Linked DNA regions of Homo sapiens: region 1 is linked to region 2. Evidence: read pairs that join two places in POLR2A ChIA-PET (ENCODE). Cell type or tissue: GM12878. All regions are shown on one strand. Each heading gives the region's core, and the rest is flanking DNA. Links, peaks and the distances in the headings are about the cores only. Region 1 overlaps LOC101929174 (a long non-coding RNA gene). Region 2 overlaps CTSC (cathepsin C).

What was found. ChIA-PET counts read pairs that join two places held together with the same protein. Peaks named below come from ENCODE experiments on the same cell type or tissue, not always from the same donor. Only the 100,000 strongest peaks of a DNase experiment are listed, where the experiment ranks them.
Region 1: POLR2A ChIA-PET joins it to region 2 with 28 read pairs; 7 of 35 experiments call an interaction of 5 or more read pairs at or near these places.

The regions. Positions count from the first base shown.
Region 1 is chr11:88,349,570-88,357,327 of GRCh38, forward strand. The region is part of intron 1 of LOC101929174 (a long non-coding RNA gene); the gene reads left to right. Among named protein-coding and RNA genes, the nearest start is that of CTSC, 16 kb to the left of the region's middle. In GM12878, for the core only: no CTCF peak of the experiment used is centred there; DNase peaks (open chromatin) are centred at 4,758 and 5,492; H3K4me3 peaks cover 1,309 bases; H3K27ac peaks cover 2,500 bases.
Region 2 is chr11:88,300,410-88,310,015 of GRCh38, forward strand. It overlaps CTSC (cathepsin C), which reads right to left. Exons shown (of 7, transcript NM_001814.6): 4 at 8,754-8,909; 5 at 121-236. Among named protein-coding and RNA genes, the nearest start is that of CTSC, 33 kb to the right of the region's middle. RefSeq lists enhancers at 2,995-3,054, 7,072-8,027. In GM12878, for the core only: no CTCF peak of the experiment used is centred there; a DNase peak (open chromatin) is centred at 1,382; H3K4me3 peaks cover 830 bases; H3K27ac peaks cover 2,325 bases.

The DNA.
Region 1 (7,758 bases), core at 4,009-6,508, 53 kb after region 2:
CCCTTCAGATGGATAGCTAGCTAGCTAGCTAGATATAAAAATAGGAAGAATGTGAATAAATAACTTTGCTGCAGATACTAAAGACTAAGGTAACAGAACTCTGAAGAATAAAAGACCTCATTTTCATTGGTGCCTACTCCTTTCTTGTCTTTGTTTCTTCTACTTAATTTTATTTATATTTATATTGTATGATGGAGACATAAAATTCTCTAAATTTTACTTAACATTACACCAAGTGCATTTTGCCATTGTGCTGTAATTGTCATTGTTCTTTTCCTTAACTTTCCTTTCCCCCCTTTTTCTTGCCATACACACCCTGACAAGCAAGGTAACGTATGTTCACTCCCTGGTGTGTATCCTTCCCTCTTTTATTAAACTCACCTAGCCATTTACAAATATGCGTGAGAAGTAGGGGACATATTACTTAAGGGCACAGATTCTGGAACCAGAATGCATGGTTTGAATCTTGGCACTGACCCTACCTGTGTGACTTTAGGAAACTTACTTATCTTCTGTGACTTGGTTTCCCCATCTGTAAAACCAAGATAATAAGAGTACTTATCTCATAGGGTTATAATGAAGTTTTAAATAAATTATTATGTGAAGTGCTTAGAACAATAGTGTCATAGAATAAGCACTGTAAAGGCGCTATTATTATTATTTTGATGCATCTATGTATGGATTTTTGTGGCTTTTTATTTTCATGAAAAGGGAACATACTATATACATTTCTCCTCAACCAAATTTTCTTTCTTTCATTAATTCTCCTTAACCTGATTTCATTCTTAAAATTCTTCCATTCTTAAAAATACATTAGAGATATCTCTTGACATCAAGAAATTGAATTCATTTATAGAAAATAGCTGAATGGGATTTAAGGTCTGTAACACATCTATTTAACGGTTTTCTTATCAATGGACATTTGGATTATTTCCAGGTATTTCAGCATTATCATTTTTTTGCCAATGCAAACAATGTTGCAATTAAAATTTTTGAACATATATCCTTCCTACAGATACTTTTGTTTCTATAGGAATGTGATGGGAACTAATTGCTAGATCAATGGACATTGCTAGATTAAATGTCCAGAACAGACTTAGCTAATCACATTTCCACCAGGAATGTCAGTCCTTTCACGTCCCACCTGGCCCTTTCCTCAAACACTTCCATTCTCTTCTGAGTTGCTTTAAACATTTTTTTAATTTAAATATTTCGAATTGTTGAAATATTTCAAATAATTGTTTTTTAATTTTAATATTGTCTCTCTGAAACACCTAAAACCTAGTTTTCTATATGGTGTGATATATAAGTTAAGTTGTCTTTTCATCTAGTCAGTGGTACCAGAACCATTTAATAAATAAATATTATTTTCCAGCTGAGCACGGTGGCTCATGCCTGTAATCCCAGCACTTTGGGAGGCTGAGGTGTGAGGATCACGAGGTCAGCAGATCGAGACCATCCTGGCTAACATGGTGAAACCCCGTCTCTACTAAAAATACAAAAAATTAGCCAGGCGTGGTGGCGGGCGCCTGTAGTCCCAGCTACTCAGGAGGCTGAGGCAGGAGGATGGCGTGAACCCAGGAAGCGGAGCTTGCAGTGGGCCGAGATTGCACCACTGTACTCCAGCCTGGGTGGGGGACAGGGCAAGACTCCGTCTCTAAATAAATAAATAAATAACAAAAAATAAATAAACAAATATTATTTTCCCTCTAAATTTCAATAACAAATTCTGGAGTATTTTGCTGTTTTGTTTCAGTAATTAGCTTTAAAGCAAGTTCTGTCACTATTCTTTTTTATATATTTCTCAGCTTTTCTCTGGCATTTTTTCCCCTCCCTGTAAATTTTAGAATCACAGTTTTTGTTTCAAGATTTTTTATTACTTACAAAATTGTATATTTTTGTTTAATGAAGCATTTGATGGATCTAAATTTGGATATAATTTTTTTAAAAAAACATCTCATCTACCCTGATATTTTGTTTATTTTTAATTTATTAATTTCATCTTTTATTAGTTCTAATTTTTTCTTCCTACTTTGTCTCAGTTTGTTTTTTCTATTCTAATTTATTAACATAGTACTTAGTACCTCATTTTCAATCTTTTCCTTAAATAATAAAGACATATTAGGCTCTAAGTTTTCTTCTAAGACAAACTTGCATCCCGCAAGTTATAAAGTGCTTCTTTTCCTTTGTATTAAAAAGTTTATAATTTAGGTTTGATTTCTAGCTTGTTCTATAGGTTATTAAGGAGTCAGTTTCTTATTATAACAAGTTCAATTTTTATTATAATTTATTTTCTTATTTTAGTAGTTAGTTTGGAGAATGTGGCCTATAAAATGCCAATATTTAAGATTTTATTAATGCTTTCTTTGTGGCGAATTTTATGAAATGAACATATAAAAAATTATATTTTACTGCTCAACAGGCCTGTGATATACACTCACTGTGATTGTATTAAATCTCTTTATGAACTTGCTTTTTTTTCTTTTGTCTATTACAACTTTCAATTCTGAAAGAGTAATTGAAATCTTTCAATGTAAATTCACTCTAATTTTTCAGTTATTTTAATTATTTGTTCTTAATAGATTTAGTTGCTATGCTATTTGGTACACATCCATGTATGTACATTATATCTTGTTTGTAACTTATGCTTTTTGCCTATTCATAAGTGTTGCACTATAGCCCTCTCCTCTGGAAATTCTGCCTAAGCCTTCAGCCACAAATGTTCTCTCAAACACTTGTCAGCTTGCCAGTGCTGGGTTTTATCTCATTCTAGCATCTAGTTAAGATTGAATTTACAAGGAGAGAATTCTAGGAATGCAAATTCATACTGTTATTAGGTGCCTTATGTTTTTAATTTGTAATTTTTTTTCCTTTTTTGACTTCTATAATGTTAATAGGCCTTCTCACTGATGTAGGGTACAAATTACTGACAACAGTATTATTAATAAACTAGAAGGAACAAAGAAATTAAGTTAAAGGTAAGTGCTTGGAGAGAGGCTGCAGGTATGGGTATAATTCATTTTTTTGTTTGTTTGTTTTTTTGAGATGGAGTCTCGCTCTATCACCCAGGCTGGAGTGCGGTGGCACGATCTCGGCTCACTGCAACTTCCACCTCCCAGATTCAAGTGATTCTTCTGCCTCAGCCTCCTGAGTAGCTGGGATTACAGGCACACGCCACAATGCCCAGCTAATTTTTGTATTTTTAGTAGAGATGTTTCACCACGTTGGTCAGGCTGGTCTTGAACTCCTGACCTTGTGATCCCCCTGCCTCAGCCTCCCAAAGTGCTGTGATTACAGGTGTGAGCCACCATGCCCAACCTCATTTTTATAATAACAGTTACTGTTTATTAAGTGTCTATTATCTATAGACAATTTGTACATATTCACACTGTCTAATCCTTACAGGTGCACTATAAGGCAGGCATTATTTACTTCATTTTGGAAATGAAAAAGTGTTACAAACAAAGACATTAAGCATCTCAATAAACATGCAGTTAATAAGTAGCTAAACTAGAAAGCTTGGTTGATTTTCAGTTTATGAAAAGTTAGATACTTATTTCTTCCCAGTGTACCACACTGCCTTACTTGTATACAGACTAAAAAGATATTCTGGTTATACTGAATAAATGGTCATCCATATATAATATAATAAATATAATACTTTTTAAATCTTAAAAACTGTATTTATTCAATAAATATCTATTCAACATGGAGTACCTACTGGTAAGTGTTGCAGCTACTAAGCAAGAGGAAATGACAGGAGAGTAGATATTTTTGGAAAAAAGTTCATTCAAATGGGGATATGTCTTTGAAGCACCTGTGGGATATAATAATGGAGTTGTCTAGTAAAAGGCTGGGAATATTGATGTAGGACTCGGGAATGGTCATTCAATCTTGCAATAAATATTTATTGAGCATCTACTCTCTTCAAGGAATAGGCAGACAATGAGAATACTTACAAGGTGTTCAGGTTACCTCAGGCGCTGGCTAACACAGTTTTTATTAGTCATCACTAAATAAAGGAGAGCTGACGTTACAAGCATAGAGATCACCCAAAGAAAGGCTATGTCATGCAGGGGAAAAAGGGGAAAGAAAGGGCTGAAGATAGTTTAAAATAAAATTTAACAAAAATGTTTAAGAAAAGGGGTTCATAAAAGAGAAATTAAGATATGCAGAAAAAGGACCAAGTAAGAAAGAATGATATGATGAAAGCAAGGAAGTTTTGAGTCTAATATTTGATGAATGAATTTTTACTTCAGCCATCCCTAAGTCATAGCGAACTTTGGCTTCTATCTTCAGGACCATATGTCAAATTGGTGTCCCATTTGTTGGGCTCCTGGCAAATATTCCCAGCTTATTGGGACACTGATCAGAAATCTAGAGTCAACAGCCCCCAACTTTCTAGAGAACTTAGGGCCCCCTGAAACTGCAGTGTGGCCACTCCTGATGCACATTACTATGAGCATGTGGTTCTGTGCTACAGACTGAGCAGCATGTTAAACCTGATAGTTTTCATTATACCGTTATACCACAATGTGTCATATACTGAGATGCTTTTTAAACATTTTAAATGTCAGCTTATCATTTTTCTCTCATAAAAGGGTACAGAAACATTACCACAAGTTGAACTTTCTAGTTGCTTAGAACCTGGAATGAGGAGGAATAAATAAAGATTAGTGTCCCGTGCTGGACTGTCTTTCTTGGTTTTTCTTTAGAAAATTGAAAAGCTGTAGGCAAAAAATCTGTTGCATAATTGCAAGAGTTAATTAAGAAAAACCCATCTGCGTGTGATTCACATGACATGTCTGAAAGTCAAAATGAAACTATCATCTAATTTGCTGAACTAAGTTTAACATGGTTCCCTAGAAGGCTGAAAAAACAAACTGTTCCCTCTGTGATTATAATTTCTGATTTTGTTAAATTGAATCCATTAATAGAAAAACTATTGATTCAGGGGTATTATTAGGTATCTCTATAGACATAGAGACAATAAATATTTAGAGAATCTCTATGATTCTCCCTAGAACTCAATTTGCACAAAACTGTCATTTTAAATCACAGAAATACTCAAAATATCTGAAACATATATTGGAAAAAGTATCTGCTAGGAGCCAAGAAACCTGGCTTATAATTATATCTCTCTCACCAACTCATTTGGATGTTGAGAAGATCAAACTATTTCTGTGATTCATTACAGGTCAAATTAGGGATAATTGCCATGCCTATCTCACTAGATTTTTATGAACATTGAAAAAAATTCACTTTTTCAATAAAGATTCATTCATTCATACAAGTGCATATTTACTTACTCCATGCTAAGCTGTGTTAGCAGCAAGGAGTCAGCAATGAACATGGCAAATGAGACCCTTGCTGTCATGGAGCTTAAATTTAAGCCAGAAATAAAACTTCAGGTACATGTGGGTTGAGTATCACAAAGGTAAGTGTCAGTATCATAATGATAATGTATGGTAGTTTACGAAGTCAGAGAACTCTCTGAGAAAGTGATAGGCTGAGCTCTGCTGGGTAAGCGTTGTGTATGCCAACAGCATTTAAAGTCAAGGAAAGAACATGTTGAAAAGGTCTATAGAAATTTGAGGAAGTGTGAATAATCCAGAATAGCTAAAACCATGAGTGGTGGAGAAGAGGTGAAAGATTATAGTTATGAAAACACATTGTGACATGGCTAGTGAGAATACAACATGGTTTGAACATTTTGGAAAGCATTTTGGTAAAATGAAATAAGAATCTCAAATAATCTTTTTAGCATTTTATTAGATAATTTCACATCTGCACAGCTATCCTATTAAAAATAATATAATACACAGACAAAATTAAGAACAATGATGTTTATTAATGTATATTTGTAGTAGAGAAAAACAGAAAATTATATAGGTGTGGGCAAAAAATTACAGTTTGTGTAAATGAGGAAATATTTATAGCTAATAAAAATCTGTACATGGAGTTCATAATAATAGAAAATATTTATTTAATAATATTAAAAGAAAGAAGGAGAGGACAAGGCAGACATGGGCCCAGGTAAATAATAATCACTCCATGAATCTCTGTCACAATTGAGGAACTCTCAGATGAGGATATCCTAATTTTATACAGGGATTTCTGGCAAACCTCTCCACCTCTCCTCTGGAAAAGACAATATCTTGATTATGCCGGATTGTCTCCAGGAAGGAGATGGAAACATCTCATCTTTGATATCCTGGTCAGCAAATAAATCTGTCCTCTGACCTGTAAGGAGAGACCATTTCTAGCTTCCAAGAAGCTCTTTGCTATGGGAACAACCTTGAAAAAACAGCCTAACACAAGATCTATAGAAATGCCATGGAGAAATGCCTCTCCAAAGTCCTATTTTTTTTAACTTTTAAATTTTTTTTTTACTGTAAATATTTTTTAATGTTTTAGAAAGGGTTACTATTATGAGCACATGACATTCATTATGGTGGGAAAAACAGAAAGTTGGCTACGTAGTGACTTGAGTTTCTTCCTGCCTCATAAATGTCAGCTAACCTAGGAAAGTTTCTGACACTAGTTAGATGTAGCAACTTCTCTGAGCCGTTTCCATTAAATGACAGCTCAAGACATACTCTGTCTAAACTTGAATCTACTTTAAATTATATGATTTAGTTATTCCATGTAGCAGGGGCAAAAACCCAAACCTACAATTGAATGAATAATTGAAATTACTTAATTTAAAGGAAATTTCCCAGTCATAATATTAACAGTATATAGTTTAATTACTTGAGTCAAGTGATCCAATACATTATGCGCAGAAAGACCTTTATAAATATATTTTAAAATAAAGTTCAAGTAGTTTGACTCTATGCACATGTTAATTCCACAGAATATTTCTGGAACAAAAACAGAACTTGCAGTTTTGAAGATAAATGTTAAAAAAGTGTGATAAAAATTACTGGATAGTTAAACATAAGAGGCAAGGAAACTATAAAGTTCAAGAATATGTAGCTTATTTTCTCCATTCAAATCCAGTATGATGTCCTCAATTTGTAAGATGTTATGCAAAGAATATTGTCTCAAAATTACATTAGAGAAATAACTTTAGCGTTAGAAGACCTAACTTTGGCAGCTGCTTACTAAATGTATTATCTTGCGTAAATTCTCTGAGGTTTAGATATTCTCATAATAAAACAAAGATAATTCTTGGCTGGGAGCGGTGGCTCACGCCTGTAATCCCAGCACTTTGGGAGGCCGAGATGGGCAGATCACGAGGTCAGGAGATCCAGACCATCCTGGCTAACACGGTGAAACCCCGTCTCTACTAAAAATACAAAAAATTTAGCCGGGCGTGGTGGCGGGCCCTTGTAGTCCCAGCTATTCGGGAGGCTGAGGCAAGAGAATGGCTTGAACCTGAGAGGCGGAGCTTGCAATGAGCCGAGATGGCGCCACTGCACTCCAGCCTGGGGGACAGAGTGAGACTCCGTCTCAAAAAAAAAACAAAAAAAAAACAAAAAAAAAAACCCAAAGATAATTCTCACCTTAAAGAGCTGTTGTCAGGATCACATGTGATGATATATGTGAAACTATTTTGTAAACTGTAAGATTTATAATAGAAATGTAAAGGTTTATTACTACTAAACTGAGTGGTAGTGACTTTAATACGCAGAATATGATAAAGGCTGTGAGTTTTAAATACAGTGTGAGGAGAGCATGAAGAAGGGAACCATTAATTCTTCTAAAGGCAAGGAAGAGATTTGAATCTGAGGAGGAGAGGTTATAGCTAGTCTG
Region 2 (9,606 bases), core at 1-2,500:
TTCTGTAAAAAGGGGATCATGCCCATTCCATCTAGGTATCCCCGAAATCCATCACACAGAGCAACTGTTCAATAAATAGTTCCAAACAAATTAACAAAAAACTTAGGCTTATTTTTTTACCTTGGTTTCGAACAGGACTGACAAAATTGATACCATGAACATTTCTCCAGTCCCAAGATGTTGGCAAATGCAAAATCTTTTGCTGTATTTCAGCAGTCAGTGGTGCAGGTTTGGGCCTAGAAAGGAAATATACATTTGATATCAACATATAATCTTTCCTTTGAGGATGATTTCCTAAACTCTACTATAATTCTATGATTTCAGCTACCAGACTAGCTAGGATCTAGATTCAGACCCAGAGCACCTGTTTTATGAGTGATTCAATGTGTCAATTACACAATGGAGTTGTGTAAATGGCTTTCATTCGCTGTTTCTTTTTCAGGATCTAGTATTGATAATTTTCCTTTGTGAAATGACACTGGTTTTGTATATCACTGTGATGTTATTTTTAGTTTGCCTGAATAGCTGCATTCTTACTCATTTTTGAAAGATTTTTGACCAAGAAAGAGATGAGAAGTAGAAGACATAAGAAGGGTTTAGAGAAAACAGAGGAATCACTGATGTTTGACTTAGGAGACAGACACATTGGTAGTGAGGTGGCTGTAAAAGAAGTGAAGTTGGCAAAGGGAAAAAAGGGTCTATGTGAGGCAGGAGAACAGGTTCTGGAGGCAGGGAACATAAGGCCAATTCACACTGACTTCCTAGAACTAAATAAAGTGGAAACACTTCAGCAATGGCAGGAATGCGAAGGGCTTTGTCACTTCACTTCATCCTCTCCGTTTACATGGGCCACAACCCCCAGGAGTAACACCCTCTCCATTAACACAAGGCCTATACTGAGTAAATGACTTTGTAACTTAACTCCACCCTCTTCATTTACATAAGGCATACACCAGGTAACCAATGGGAAACCTCTAGACGGTATTGAAACCCCAGAAAATTCTGTAACCAGGGCCTTGAATCATTTACTTAGGCCCACTCCCATCCTGTGGAGTGTGCTTTCATTTTCAATAAATCTCCGCTTTTGTTGCTTCATTCTTTCCTTGCCTCATTTGTGAGTTTTGTCCAATTCTTTGTTCAAGAAGCCAAGAACCTGGACACCCTCAACCAGTAACAAGCATAACACAGGCTGACTAGCTCCGTAAACAACAGATAAAACTGTTTCATTATAGAACCACACCTTATATGACAGTGTTGGGCTGTAAGACACACAAAGGAGAGTTGCCTAGGCCCATGAATGAACGGACATTTTTGGGAAGTGAGAAAATTGTTCTAACAGCTTCTCTGTATTAGCGATTTCACACATACATACACATGCACACACACACAAACACACGCGCGCACACACACACACACACACACACACAGAGAGAGAACCACAGCTTTAGACACATTCGACTTCTTGGAGTTTCCCCAAGACTGCCAAATGGCCTCTCTGTTCTATATCTTTATGCTGCTGCTCCTGTAACCTCAAGTGCCTGTTGCTCACCACTTAAAACTCCCCTAAGAGTTTTTCCCTAACTTGTAATTTTCAAAACTGCTCATAAAGTAGCCTCCACTCACCAGCCCCCAGCGAAAACTCACTTCCTCTCTCTCTCTGCTCCTTCAAATTTGTTTTTAGGGCACTAGTCACAATGTGGTAAAAATTATTTTTTGTTACTATAAACTATTTGAATTTCTTATTCAACTGGGCATTGTCATATCACACTGTTCTAGTTTTTCAGTGGTTACCAGATGTTTTTTACTAGGCTAAAATTTAGTCAATGGCAAAGATTCTTTCTGGGCTACTTCATGCCCTCTGCACCTATCCACAAATGGTCCCGTCTCTCACAGCTTCTCTTAGATATAACACAGGTTAAGAATACATGACAAGGGGCCAGGCGCGGTGGCTCACGCCTGTAATCCCAGCATTGGGAGGCCGAGGCGGGCGGATCACGAGGTCAGGAGATTGAGACCATCCTGGCTAACACAGTGAAACCCCGTCCCTACTAAAAATACAAAAAAAAATTAGCTGGGCGTGGTGGCGGGTGCCTGTAGTCCCAGCTACTCGGGAGGCTGAGGCAGGAGAATGGCATGAACCCAGGAGGTGGAGCTTGCAGTGAGCCGAGATTGCACCACTGCACTCCAGCCCGGGTGACAGAGCAAGACTCCGCCTCAAAAAAAAAAAAAAAAAAAAAAAAAAGAATACATGACAAAATGGAACTGAGATGAAACAAAGAGAAAAACAACAACGATTTCTTCAAAAATAGCAATTGTAACCTTGACAATTGTATAGATTACACAAACACTAGTTAATTGTTCACTAATTTTTTCTCCTAAGCCAGTCACATTGGTTGAAGATATACATGATACAGAGATAAATATGAGATGGTCATTAACAATATGGAAGACAATGTTAAGAGACATAATATACACAAAGATTACTATAACAAGTTACAGTAATGCTATAAAACACACAATTTGGACAAAGTCTATATAATCAAGGATCATAAAAATCTGTGCCTCATAGGTAATTTTATATATAGGGTGAGAGAAAAAACAAAGCTTGGACATTTCTTCTAAGATGTATAAATAAAAACTAAGATGCAAACAAACCATTTCCATCTTTGAATGGAAATAGTTTCTGTGGTTTCACATTGAGAGAGTATGTTGAAGAAGAAACTCAATTTTTTTTTAATTCTCTCACTGAACACTATCAACTGTCAACACAAAAGACTTCTGTGATCAAATGCATGTGGGTTTTTCCCCACAAATCAAGCAAGCAACCAATTTCACAGTGAATACTAGCTGGGTGTCCTCCAATCCAGTTTTGACACTGTGTACTTAGAGATGGCATCAGATCTCACAGGCTGAGGGCTCCGTCCCACAAAACTGCCCCCTACTTCTCATGCCAATTGAAAGCCCTAGGTTGTTTACCTGTGCTTCTGGCCAACCAGCTATAATGTGGGGATCCTATGACACCCTCCTTGGGTTCAATTAATTTGCTAGAGTGACTCACAGAACTCAGAGAAATACTAACTAATGTTTAGTGGTTTATTATAAAAGATACTACAAATGAAACAGATGAAGAAATGAGTAGGGCAAGGTATGGGGGAAGGGGCACACAGCTTCCATGCCCTCCCTGAACACGCCACCCTCCAGGAACTTCCACTTGTTCAGCTATCTGGAAGCTCTCTGCACCCTGTCCTTGTGAGCCTTATATGGGGACTTCATCAAATAGGCACAACTGACAACCATGTAGAGATGTGACTGGACATAAAGGGAATGATGTAAACACAGCAAGGCCTGTCCAGATTCTTCTGAGCCTCTCTCTGTTCAGTGTTCCTTCCTTTAGGGTATGACACAGGACATCTTTGGAAATGAAGGTCTTATGACCCAAGATCAGAAAGGCAGGAGAAGATTAGAGTGCTGCCCTGGGCAGGTGAGAGGAGGGCGGAAGAAGATCAGAGAGAGAGAGAGAGAGAGACTCTGTTTTCTGAGGCCTACTTCTGAGGCCTAATGTGCCCCAACGTTAAAAGATAGTGACAAGGGCTATGGGAGTTATGAGCCAGGAACTGTGGACAAAATCTAGTATGTGTTAACTAGTTGTCTTGTTTAAACCTAAGAATATACTAATATAAAGGATAAAAAAGAAATTTAAGTTTGGCAGCATAATGTAATTTCAGGGCATATGATTTTATCACTTACTATCTGTGTAACATTTGGCAAGGAACCTAACATTACAAAACTACAGTTCACTTCTATTAAAGTGGGTATAATCATGCTTACCTCAAAGGGTTGTTATGAAAATTCAATGTAATAATGGGTAACAAGTGCTTAGAACAGTGTTTTTCTCTGATAAGTCCTTAATAAAATGGCAGCTGTTATGAAGATAACATTCATATCATTAACAGGACTAAATAAGATGCTGATACAGTTTAAAGCAATTATCTGGCACAAAACAGTCATTACAATATTAAGTTCCTTTTTTCTACCATCCTATAAGGCAGAGATTTGCCCATCATTGCACACACAAACAAAACAAAAACAGTGTGAGAACTGAGGCTTAATGATGTTGTCAAAGGTGTTTGACCCAGAGCAACTCCATCTTGAATAGGAGCTGGGTAAGATGAGGCTGAGACCTACTGGGCTGCATTCCCAGACAGTTAAGGCATTCTAAGTCATAGAATGAGATAGGAGGTCAGCACAAGATTCAGGTCATAAAGACCTTGCTGATAGAACAGACAGGCTGCAGTAAAGAAGCCAGCTAAAACCCACCAAAACCAAGATGGCGATGAGAGTGACCTCTGGTCTTCCTCACTGCTACACTCCCACCAGCACCATGACAGTTTAAGAATGCCATGACAGGCCAGGTTTGGTGGCTCACATCTGTAATTGCAGCACTTTGGGAGGCCAAGGTAGGCAGATCACCTGAAGTCAGGAGTTCAAGACCAGCCTGGCCAACATGGCAAAACCCTGTTTCAACTAAAAATACAAAAATTGGCTGGGCATGGTGGGTCATGCCTGTAATCCCAGCTACTTGGGAGGCTGAGGCAGGAGAATCATTTAAACCCAGGAGGCAGAGGTTGCAGTGAGCCAAGATTGCTTTACCGCACTCCAGCCTGGACAACACAGTGAGACTCTGTCAAAAAAAAAAAAGAATGCCATGACAATGTCAGGAAGTTACCCTCTATGGTCTAAAAAGGGGAGGCATGAATAATCCATCCCTTGTTTAGCATACAATCAAGAAATAACCATAAAAATGGACAACCAGCTGCCCTCAGGGCTGCTCTGTCTATGGAGTAGCCATTCTTTTATTCCTTTACTTTCTTAATAAACTTGCTTTCACTTTGCATTGAGGACTCGCCCTAAATTCTTTCTTGCACAAGATCCAAGAGCCCTCTCTTGGGGTCTGGATCAGGACCCCTTTCCAGTAACACTGTGAAAATGAAGAGAGAGCAAGAGGAGTCTGGGGGATAAAAAGGTGAGAATTACAAACATTTTGAGTACAAGATACAGGATTGGCTCTTAATCTTTTGGCCCACATTCTTTACAAATCTAGTGAAAGCTCTAGATTCAGAAATGCTCATAAACAATAAATGCTGTCTGTAATTTCAGCAGTTTCAAAGACTCCCTATATCTCAAGTTAAGAATCTTTGAGAGTTTCTATTACGTCATTGGATTCTTAGAACAGAACTAATTTATAAACAAAAATGCTAGTGAAAAATCAGGAAGCCAGATTATAATATCTGCTTTCATATTTCCTACTTCACTCAATTCCATCTCCTTATCTTAAACCTTCTATAAAGCTTTAGTCATGAAAACAGTCCTTCATAAACCCAGCCCTTGTCTAAAACAAAAGTGGTTGGCTGGAGGGAGAAGGGAGCTTTAGCAGGAGTCCTCAGAAACATAGCATATGACACTTGGTAAAGCAGCTGTGACTGAGGCTCCCATCTTTCAGGCAGGAGCCACAGTCTCCCTAGGCTCAAGTGCTAACACTCCTCCTCTTGATGCTTGTTTGGATTTTTGTTGTTGAATAGATCTCAGCTTCCTGTCTCATGCAGATACATTAAGACACATTAGGACTTCACTTTGGTGAATTTGAGAAGGGGATATGATATGCTCCGTTTTCCAATTTTGATTAACTAGAGCATTTCACAGACAAGAAATTCTCTAGAATAAACTTGGAGAAATACTGCAAAAGATTCTTTTAAGAAAGGGGTAGAATTATGGGAGGATGCCATCAGTTGGACAGGAAAAACCTTCACATAGTCTCACAGTTGAAAAATGCCACACCTTAGCATTATTAGTCTGCAGATGAAAAAGTTAGTAATGTTGATATGGACAGGAGACAGGGAAATACTGGGTAGAAGAGGGTGGTCCCTCAGCAAAGGCCCCACCCTCAAGCCTGAAGACCTAAGGCCCTAAGAGAAGACAGGCATTTCTGTTTTCACACCAAAAAAGGTGCCTTTTGGCCCGCCATGCCCCCCATCCTTCCCCCATATAAACCCAAAATCTTAGCAGGCACAGATACAAGGAGCTGAACATCCAGAGGAGCAGAGGAACAGAGCGGCACAGAGCTGTGGAGAGTGGTGGGACAGCACAGCAGAAAAGGAGGGAAGAGGTATTTGAACCCAGAGGAGAACAGGAACAAGTGGACTCCAGGGGAAGAACACCTTTCCCCTCCATCCTCCTTCTCTGGCTGAGAGTCGTCTCGCGGAGAGCCACCTCCACCACTCAATAAAACCTTGTGCTCATCCTTCCAGCCCACGTGTGATCCAATTCTTCTGGTACACTGAGCAAGAACTTAGGCTGTCACATTGGACCCCTGCCCTTGCAATAAGGCATGGGGTCTAATGACCTGATTAACACAAGCCATCTGCAGACGGCTAAGCTGAAAGAGCACACTGTAACACATGCCCACTTGGGCTTCAGGAGTCTCCAACATCCACTCCTAGACACTGCTGTGGGGCCAGAGCCCAAAAGCACCCCCCATGGCCTCTGCACCTGCCCCTCTGCATGCTCCCCCTAGGGGTTTGGGTGGTAGGGCAAGGGCAACCAAAGGTGTGAGAAGCCACACCTCTGTCATATGCCTGCGAGGGAGATAAGGGAACTCTCACATTTCAAAGTGTTTTAGTTGAGTAATTATTAATCTATTAGTAGTTTATTCAAATAATACAAATTTGAGCCATGAACTCTACAGATATTAGAGGATTAAACATTGTATTCTCTGAGAATTTGAGGCTATTTCAATGTATTAAGGAAAAATAACCTACCTATATAATTTTTCAAATTCTGCTAGCTCCCCATTGCTTTCCAATTCCTTACCCCTTAGTCACATGATCCTAAAGCAAAGTATGGCATTACAGGACTTATCCGTGGCCATTTAACAAATGTTAAGGAACTATATTAGATAGATGTAGATCCTAAGCTAGATCCAGCTATACTTTCAGAAAAATAATTTTTTTTTAAATTATCTAAATTTCTGACTAGACAGATTCAAAGTATTATGATATAATTTCCCAAACTAAGAAATATACCATGGGGCTTATGGGTAAAGATGAAAAATGCCACCTCTGGTTGAGAGTAATAGAGCTATACTGATAACTTTTTTTTTTTTTTTTTTTTTTTTGCTGGACATCAAAGCATAGAGAGGATTTTGAGATTTTTTTTTAGGTGGCAAATTTTACAGTTACTGTAGGCAAGTTGAGGGCTATTTGAGGCAAAGGGAACAGCACAAATGAAGATGAAAAATGAAAGTTTTCATTCATTGTGTGTCATATCGTTTGAAAGCAGAGCAAGGTGATAAATATAGTTATGGTCATAATTAGATGGGTTTGGATACCAGGCTAAATGTATCCATTAGGTAGTGGGCAGTAACACAGTCTCGTAATCACCCAACGGGTTCTCCTTCCTCACGGCCTACACAGAACTGATTATCAAGACAGGGAAATTGCAATAGAAAATGAGTTTAATTCACGCAGAGCCGGCTGTATGGGAAACTGGAGTTTTATTATTACTCAAATCAGTCTCCCAGAACTTGGTATAAGAGGATGAAACTAGAAGCATTTCATAAAACAGCTAAGAATGGGAACTGGGAGAGGTAGCGACGAAAGAGATGGCAGGCATGAAACCGCCTTTGCAAAAATTATACCAGTGAGAAAACTATGAGAGTGAAAGAGAGCTAAGCTAACCCATCCCCCATCTTGCCTTCCACTTAAATATTCCTGGGCTATTGGGCCAAGCTAACTTTGGAAGTCATTTCGGCTACAGTTTAAATGACAATGGGCCTTGCCCTGAAACCCAACCACTTTTGTGAAGCTAATGGAGGCAGTCAGGCTGTGGGGAGAAGAGGAACCTGAGTCCAGCTAAGGCGCAGACTTGAGAGATTGTCAGCCGTTATTCCAGAGGTTATAAGACATGCAACTCCATCAATTACTCCAGCAAATAACATCATTATTGTAGAATCTAAGACTGGCTTTTTGAAATATCTTTTCAGGGAAATTTTATATTTATTTTATTTATTATTTTATTTTATTTTATTTTATCTTACCTTATCTTATTTTATTTTATTTTATTTTTGCATGTCTGACACCCGTGGTTCTACCTGGACCCAGCAACCCCACTCCTATGGCCCCACCTAGAAGCAATTCAGCCCACAGGAGGACAGCTTCAACTCCCTGTGATTTCACCCACCCCAACCAATCAGCAGCAAGCATCTGTTACCTGGCCACCCCCACCCCTTCCCCCAAGCTGCCTTTGAAAAACCCCTACCTATGAGCTTTGGACAAGATAATTTGAATATGAACTCCATCCCCCACGTGGCATGGCCAGCCTAGTGTCTCTTAAGCTCTTTCTCTACTATATTGCCATGGTTTTTCTTTATGCAGCAGGCAGGAAGAACCCCTCAGGTGGTTACCGGCAGGAGGCTAATCCATAGCATGGGGGAAACAGGACAAAGCTGCATGCCAGAGTGTAGAAAATGGAAAGGGGGCAATGGAAACAACAGACATGTGAAAGAAAAACTCATAAATAGGACTTGGAGAGTGACAGAATATGTATCAATAGGAGATAAAGATCGTTAACAGATCACATAAAAAGTTACAACTGGGATGACCAATAAAATGGCGAGCAACACTGGTAGGACTGCTTAGGAGGGAGGATGGTATTCAGCATTCATATTTTTATTAATGATAAAATGTGTGCTTGATTACCTTGGGATTTTTCGACTGTGGCCACCACTTCTCCTAATCATATCTCCCAGGGTAAGAGTCTCATATTCCATGTATGTAGTTGCAGTCCAAGACTTCTGAATGGCATTGATAGCTTTCACAAAGTTGTGATCATACTTGTAGAGCCTATTAGAATACCTGTCCCCAAAAATGAGATAATTTCAGATATAGTCTTTACTGATGTAAATAGAGTAATTAAAACAGGCATTCACACTCTGTGCCTAAGTGGAAAGTGGTACAATCTTTCAGGAAGGTAATTGGCAATATGTATCAATAGCCTAGAACAGCCTGGCATGTCTTCTCTAAAAATAAAAGTTCAAGTTAACTAAGATGCATGTATAAGGATTTTCCATGAAGTACTTTTAAACTACTAATAGATTGTAAATAACCGAAATAAATATTCTAAGATAAGGGACTGATTAATGATGTTTCATTTTCTATATATTCATTTAAAATGTCTAGAAAGTTATTTAATGATATGGAAGAGTGCTCACAACTATATTATATTAAATATGAGAAGATATCAAAGTTTATACATAATCATAATCAATTTATCAACTTTTGCACAGTAATATATGTATATTATATGTATATTAACGTATATGTATAATACATACATATATATGTATGCGCGCACACACACACACACACACACACACACACACACACTATAAATGCATTTTTAAAATGCCAAACATGGTTACCTCTGAATGGTGGCATGAGATGCCAAGCTTTCCCCTACTCCCTACAGTTTCTACAGTGTACCTTTATAACCTTTTTAATAAGAAAAAAGAGAAAAGCAAAACCTGTATGCAACATATATACAAAATGCAAG